2 separate regions of the Homo sapiens genome follow, and region 2 is linked to region 1. Evidence: read pairs that join two places in POLR2A ChIA-PET (ENCODE). Cell type or tissue: MCF 10A. All regions are shown on one strand. Region 1 overlaps ATP4B (ATPase H+/K+ transporting subunit beta). Region 2 overlaps TMEM255B (transmembrane protein 255B).

Region 1 (4,000 bases):
AGTGATTTTTTTGACAAGGGAGCCAGGACCATGCAATGGGGAAAGGATGGTCTTTTTCACAAATGGTATTGGGAAAACTGATTATCCATGTGCAAACAAATGAGGTGGGACCCTTAACACTGTTTCAGTGCAAAGCTTAATTCAAAATGAACCTAAGATCTGAATGTAAGGCTTAAGACTGTCAAGCTCTTAGAAGAAAACAGAGTGGCCGATTGTGGTGGCTCACTCCCGTAATCCCAGCACTTTGCAGGACTGAGGCGGGTGGATCACTTGAGGTCAGGAGTTTGAGACCAGTGTGCTTGAAGCCAAATGACGAAATCAAGAACTCAGTAAAGGTAAATATGTGCGCAACTATAAAAGCTAGTATTGTAAGAGGCTAGTATTGTAAAAGCTAGGTGAAACCCCGTCTCTACTAAAAATACACAAAACTAGCCCAGCGAGATGGCGTGAAGTACACCTGTAATCCCAGCTACTCCGGAGGCTGAGGCAGGAGAATCATTTGAACCTGGGAGGCAGGGGTTGCAGTGAGCTGAGATCGCACCACTGCACTCCAGCCTGGGTAACAGAGCGAGACTCTGTCTCAAAAAACAAAAGAAGAAAACAGCAGAAGTTTCATGGCATTGGACTTAGCAGTGATTTTTTTGGATATGACACCAAAGGCACAGGGAAAAATAGACAATGTGGACTTTATGAAAATATAAACCTTTCTTGCATCAGAAGACAATGTTGACAGAGTAGAAAGCCCACAGAATGGGAGAAAATGTGCACAGCCCCTGTGTCTGGTAGGGGATTAATATCCAGGATACATAGAGAACTCTTAAAACTCAAAAACCAAACAACCTGATTTAAAAACAGGCAAGGGCTTGAATAAGCATTTCTCCAAAGAAAAATCTATGAATGACTTGTAAGAACATGAAAAGGGGCTCAACGTCACTATCATGAAGGCAACATAGATTAAACTATAAAATAGAAAATAAACATTGGCGAGGATGTGGAGAAGGCAGAGCCCTGTACACGGTGGGGATGTAAAGAGCCGCAGCCACTATGAAAAACCAAATGGCTGTTTTTCACAGAATTAAAAACAGAATTACCCTATGCCCGGCAATTCTGCTCAGCGTATACACCCAGAGACATTTGTACACCCATGTCTACACGTACCACTATTCAGGGTAGCTAAACAGTGGAGGCACCCGAAGTGTCCATCCGTGGATGAGTGGACAAGCAAAGTGTGGTTTGTACAGACAGCGAAATCTTTGGAAGGAAATCCTGTCACACTACAACACGGATGCCCCTTGAGGACGTTATACTACGTGAAATATGCCCGTCATAAAATACTTATATGAGGTACTTAGAGTCGTCGAATCATGGAGACAGGAAGTTGAACGGTTGCCAGGAGCTGAGGGAGAGGGGATGGGGAGTGAGTGTTGAATGGGACAGACCTTCTCTTTGGAAGGATGGAGGGGCCTGGAGGTGGATGGCAGTGACGGCTGCAGGACCCTGTGAATGTGCCCAGTGCCACCAAACTGCATTAAAAATGGTTAAGACAGCAGATTTTATATTACATGTATTTTACCACAAAAAAAAAAAATTGGAAGGACATAGAAGGTATGAAGGAGAGCTAAGTGTTTTATTTGAGTTGGCTAAATCAATCACTGAAAATTCCAATAGAAGACTAGTTTTAGAAGAATCATTTTTTCCTAATCTTGAATTACCATAAGCATATCGAGGGTTGTGGAACTTACATAAAACTACGGGCAGTCGTGCCTCAGAGGGCTCTGTGTGGGTGCATGTGCAGCCAGCACCTGCGGGTGCACCGTGGCTTCCCGTGGCGAGCTTCCTGTGCCTGTGTTTCTTCCAGGCCTTGGGGGTTGAAACTCAGGGCTGGTGATTCTGAAGGGTGGGGCAGGAGCAGCCCCCGGCTTTATCAGGAAGGGGCTCTGATCGGGCACGGGGGTGCCCCTGTGGGTGGGATTGCTGGAGCCCAGGACATCAAGGCCAGCCTGGGCAGCATAGAGAGACCCTGCCTCTGAAGAAAGAGTGGGGCTCTGGTGTCCATGGAGAGTCTGGGGAGGGAGGAAGAGGCTAGGGTTCTGAGGGCCTGGAGATGGGGGCTCTGGGTGGCCATGGGACACGTGGCAGGCGTGTTGGGTTCCAGCTGGGTTGGCTTTGAGAGTCTGGTGGGATGAACCCTCATGGCTCCACCGTCACTTTGAGGTGGTGTCACCTCTGACCTCTGACCTTCAGCATGGCATGACCTCGCTGAGGTGACCCTGGTGTCCCACATATCACCCTGAGTGTTCTTAATACACAGTCGAGGGCTGTGTTCATTGGACTATTCTGGTGTCACCGCCCACTTCATTTCTGTGCCTGGCAGCACTTTTACTCCTGGTTGGGAGCATGACCGCCTCCCAGTTCAGCTTCCTCCTGCGTCCCAAGTGAGCGGGGCGGCTGTCCTCGAGGACTCCGGGCTCACAGCCAACCTGCTGGCACGGCTCGAGGACTCCGGGCTCACAGCCAACCTGCTGGCACGGCCGCCCTTTCCCGCCCTGCCTCGGGTGAGCCAAGGACTTGTCTTCTGCTTCCTGGGTTCCTGAAAGAGCTCTCCTCTGATTTCTCAAAGGCAAAATAAAACTCAGATTTAAGTCTTTGGTGCGTAGCCCCTAATTTCCTTCCCTTTCTCTGAATCCTCACTGCCCAGCATGATGGACCGGCCTGGGCTCAGGACCTGATTCCACAGGCTCCCAGCCCTCCCACAGGTACCGTGTCTTCTGTGCTGGTGTCGCACCCGCCGGCCACCGCCACCCTGCGTCTTAGACGTCCCGCCGCAGCTGTGTTTCCACCTCATCTCCAGCTTGAGTGGCAGCCAGCGGCGCCACCTGCACACGAGCCCCCTCCATTCGAGAAGCACAGACTATGAGTGTGGCCACGCGTCCCATGACGTGAACTCACGTCTGCGCCGAGACCTTTGCCGGCGGTTTTTTACTGACGGAGTAAGCACTGGAGATGCTTGGTACAGCGTCTTCCATCGGTAAATTGATTTAGTTAACCTTACAACATATCTGCAAGGTTTTTAATCTTTCTTCCAAGACCGTTTCTCATGGACTTTTCTGTGTGTCTGTTGGGGGCTGACGGACTTCGACGCGCCAGTCGCTTGTGCTTGGGGCCCTTTGGGTACTAACAGCCACACTGCTGAGCATGTGAAATCAGGACCCAGGCTGCACACCGCCGTCGGGGTGAGACGCCCGTGGCCTTGCATGATGAAACTGGGACCCAGGCCTCACTGCTGTCTGGGTGAGAAGTCTGTGGCCTTCAGCAAGAGCAGGTTTGCTTGTTTGGGAGAATGTTCTCATTTCAGTTTTTTGAAAGGGTTAGAGCTGCTAACTTAACATTTATATTTGGAGGAGAGACTTGTTCTTGGTGAACGAGAAGTGTGTTTGTAACTAACTGGGTTTTAAACCATCAGGCTGCCGACACACTCACTCCCCACTGTTTGCCTCCCGGAGCTGTGAGCGTCCTTAGGTGACAACCCCACACCAACGTGGTTTTTGTAATTTTCCTGACTTGCAATGGAGACTTTTAGAAGGAGATTTTTAAGGAAGCGTTTGGTTTTTATTTAATTTCTCCCATATCAGGAAACACGATTTCTTTTTTTACATACAATAAGAGTAACTTTAATATATTTTATGTTTACAACTTAGGAATTGCAATTTTAAAAGCAAGAATTCAGAATGTCATTAGTGTAAGCCGTGTTTCATATCAGTGCATTAGTAGTTTTTATATTAATGTGGGGGGGGCAGTTCATATTGAAGTGTAGAAAAATAAATTATAGTAAGAAAGTGATGTCTACATAGAAGACGAATCGTTTTTATGACCTGGTTAATTAGAGAGTTGCTGCCTTGCGTTCCCATGGTAGCTGGACATTCTTATAGCAGCAAATTCCATCTAAAAACTGTAAGAATTCAACAAGGAAGAACTGATACTCGCGAGCAGGTCCTTCAGA
Region 2 (4,000 bases), 130 kb after region 1:
TTCTGTGATCCACCTTGAGTTAACTTTCTTCATGGTGTGAGGTAGGGACCCATGTTCATGCATTTACGGACATCCAGTTGTCCAAGCACCATTTGCTGAAAAGACTGTTCTTTTCTCATTGAATGGTCTTGGCACCCTTGTTGAAAATTAATTGGCCATACATATATGGTTTATTTGTGGACTTTTAATTCTATTCTTTTAATCTATATGTCTTTGCTTGTGCCGGTACCACAGTCTTGATTACTGTAGCTTTAGAGTGAGTTTGAAATAAGGGCTTGTGAGTCTTCCAGCCTTGTTCTTTTTCAGGATTACGTTGGCAATTCTGAATCCCTTGCAATTCCATATGAATTTTAGAATCAACTGGTCAATTTCTACAAGGAAGCCAGCTGGGATTCTGGTAGGGATGTGCTGAATCTGTAGCTCAGTGTAGGGAGTGTTACCATCTTAATATTAAGTATCCCAATCCATGAACATGGAATGTTTTCCCAGTTATTTAGACCTTCTTTAGTTTTTAAAACAATGTTTTGTAGTTCTTAGAGTATAAGTTTTGTATCAAATTTACTTATTTTTCAGTATTTATCAAATGAAGTACTTACCAAATTAAATTTATTCTTAGGTACTTTATTCTTTTTGAGGCTATTTTGAGTGGAATTGTTTTCTTAATTTAACTTCTGGGTTGTCCATTGCAAGTGTTTAGAAATACTGTTGACTTTGTATGTTGATCTAATATCTGCAACCCTGTGGAACTCATTTCTTTGTTCTAGTAGTTCTTTAAAAAATGGATTCCTCAGGATTTTTTAATCTACTGGAGCATGTCAAATAGAAACACTTTTGCTTCTTCCTTTACAATCTGGATGCATGGGGACCATTTCTATGGCTTCGGTAAAAACACATGGGTACTGGAATGACAGGATAAAGACCCAAGAGTGACGGCCACTGCCAGAGCCGTGTGGTGTTCACCTGTCCACGGGCTTCCCTCACTGGGGTGAGGAAGGCACCCGGATGCCCCAGACCAGAACCTCTGAGGGGTTGTCTGTGATGCCTGTGCAAGCTCATTTCTGCCTTTTCAGGAGAGGCATTCTTCTGGGCTGATGTTGTATGGTGAACCCATATTTCACAATCTCACATTAATTTAATACTTGTGGTAGCTGGAACCTGGCTGTCCGTGAGTGCTGCGTGATCGTAGGAAACTTACTGAAGCATTTCAGCCTCAGTTTCTTCATTTGCATGGTGGCTGGGAACATTTGAGCCAATGCACATGAGAATGTCTTGTTCATGACAGGTTTCGAGAAAGCGGTGGTCATTGTTATACACTGGTTTTAAGTGCATAGATGTCAGAACATTCAAGTTATTTCAAAAGGCAGCAAGGCAGGCTGTCAACGTCAGCTACAGAGAGAACGAGTGTATTTCCAGTGCTTCCAGATACACGTGAACACTTTTTTCTCAATTTATTTTTATTTTAAATTTTTACCATAGAAAACTTTAAGCACATACAAGGGTGAAGAAAATCGCAATGAACCCTCCTTGCCCCCCACCCAACTCCATCACTTGTCCTGTTCACCCCCCGCCTGCTTCTTCTCTTCCTATGTTGTTTAGAAGCAAATGCCAGACGTGGCATCATTTCATTTATAAAGATTTCACTCTGTTCACTTAAGGGATGAAATCTGATCATTAGGAATGGCTTCGCCATTATCCCTACCCATTATCATGTTAGTCTCCGGTGACATCTGAAGAATGCCCCAAATCACATCAGCTTTAGGTATTTTTCCACTGCTGAATGAGTTACTGTTTCCTCCTCACCCAAACAGACATATGAATCATTTATTTCAGGAAGAGCTCTGTAACCTGGCACAGTCCCATAGGTCCCACAGGGATGGGAAAGGGAAGGGCATAAAACAGTGTTAACTGGCAATTCTCCTGTGCCCCACGTATGTGCACATGCACAGACACACACGACACACTCCACACAGTACAAAACACATGCATGCCACACACCACACACACACAACACACATGACACACACACCACACAACACACAAATGACACACACCACACAATACACACCACATATACCACACACCACACACACTATACACAACACACACCACACATATGACACACACACCACACATGACACACACACCACACAATACACACCACATACACTACACACACGACACCACACACACTACACACACCACACACCACACACAACACACAATACACAATACACGCTCCACACAATACACTACACACACCACCTACAACACACACGACACACACAACACACAATGCACACCACATACACCACACAACGCACACCACACACAAGACACAATATACAACACACACTCCACACAATACACTACTCACACCACACACACTGCACACAACACACGACACACACCACACAATGCACATCACACACACCACACACCACACACTCCACACAATACACAACACACACCACACATGACACACATTGCACACACAACACACCACACACCACACACTCCACACACACCACATACACCACACACAGCACACAACACACACTCCACACAATACACTACACACACCACATATATGACACACACACTACACAATGCACACCACATACACTACACAAACCACACACCACACATACTACAACACCACACACACCACACATACTATACACACCACACACAGAAGTCTTTGGTCTGGACTGAGCCCGTTTTCTCCATTCCTCTAAGTGCTGGAGGGTGAGGTCTCGGCCGCCTTCCTTGCGCCCTGCTTAGCTTCTGCTCAGGGCCTCGCTGTCGTGGGAGCCCCATCAGCCTTCCTGGGGCGTCGGGCCCCGCACCTTCTCCTGTGGAAGCTGTGAGGGTCTCCGCCCCTTTGGGTGGGGCTGGTGGAGAGTGGTTTCTGGGATCCCTGGATGGCAGTGTTGGGCGGCTCTGCGGGTCACCGGTGAGGACACTGTGAGCTGCCCAGGGCAAGAGCCCGTGCCAAGGCCCCACGGCCCCGAGTAGGTCCCACAAGGGCCGGGTGTTCTGGAGGACAGGCGTTGAGTGGGCCCCATCCACTTGCCATCCAACCCTGGATCCCACGACCTCACCCACAGCGGGGGAATAACTGAGGGAGTGGAGCACAGGCGGAGCATGGGCACAGGCGGCCACACTCGCTGGGCACCCAGCTCGGGGTTGGTCCTGCCGGGCCCACAGCCTCACCACCGAGGCCTCTTTCCCTGAAGCTCCTGTGGCCCTGATGAGGCCCCAGCTCTCCGTGCCTGTCAGGCACTGGGGGGTGTTTCTCAGGCCGGTGGCCCCACATCCCCGCCCAGGGACCATGGGACCCCTGCGGCCCCACAGGTGGCTTGAGTCAGACTTTTCCAGGTGCACGTGGCCTGTGGCATCGGCAGGTCTCTGTGTGCAGCCATGTGCGGCCTGTGAGCTGAAGCTGAGTCTTCCGGGCCGCCCCTCCTGGACCGTGGTGGGACCTGCCCAGGACACCAGTCCACACCTCCTCCATGCAAACGCCTCAGGCCACACCTGCAGGGGATGGGGTGAAGTTCAAAGAGGACCCTGTCCCGTCCCCCACTCTCTGCTCAAAGATGCTGCCACCTGAACCCTCCAGACTTGGGTTAATTTTGGGAGAAGGGTGGGCACTGGCACAAGGGTGGGTGAGTGGAGCGACTTGGGGGCCGCCCGCCCTGCCTTCTTTTCTGGCTGCCTGGGCATCTGCCACGGAAACTAGGTCTAGTTACAGGAAAATCAACCAAGTCCCAGGTTTTAGGCCCCTGAGCTTGGAGGCCTGTGGGATCGTGCACCTGCCACTCAGGGGCTGACTCGGCGGCTCTGGTTTCTTAAACGCACCTCTCTTCTGCGGGCGGCACCTGCTTCCTGTCGTCCTCCCGACAGCTACGTCCAGCCCAGACAGGCTGGAGCCGGATCCCCACCTGCTGCTGTCCGAGCTGTGAGCTGTGCACGTGACCCCACCTCAGAGCTGCTGGCTCCG

The links. ChIA-PET counts read pairs that join two places held together with the same protein. Peaks named below come from ENCODE experiments on the same cell type or tissue, not always from the same donor. Only the 100,000 strongest peaks of a DNase experiment are listed, where the experiment ranks them.
Region 2: POLR2A ChIA-PET joins it to region 1 with 5 read pairs; 1 of 35 experiments calls an interaction of 5 or more read pairs at or near these places.

Annotation. Positions count from the first base shown.
Region 1 is chr13:113,645,217-113,649,216 of GRCh38, forward strand. ATP4B (ATPase H+/K+ transporting subunit beta) reads right to left here. Exons shown (of 7, transcript NM_000705.4): 7 at 3,588-4,000. It also overlaps a transcript of GRK1 not described here. Among named protein-coding and RNA genes, the nearest start is that of ATP4B, 11 kb to the right of the region's middle. In MCF 10A, no CTCF peak of the experiment used is centred here; a DNase peak (open chromatin) is centred at 2,475.
Region 2 is chr13:113,772,558-113,776,557 of GRCh38, forward strand. The region is part of intron 3 of TMEM255B (transmembrane protein 255B); the gene reads left to right. Among named protein-coding and RNA genes, the nearest start is that of TMEM255B, 15 kb to the left of the region's middle. In MCF 10A, no CTCF peak of the experiment used is centred here; a DNase peak (open chromatin) is centred at 1,854.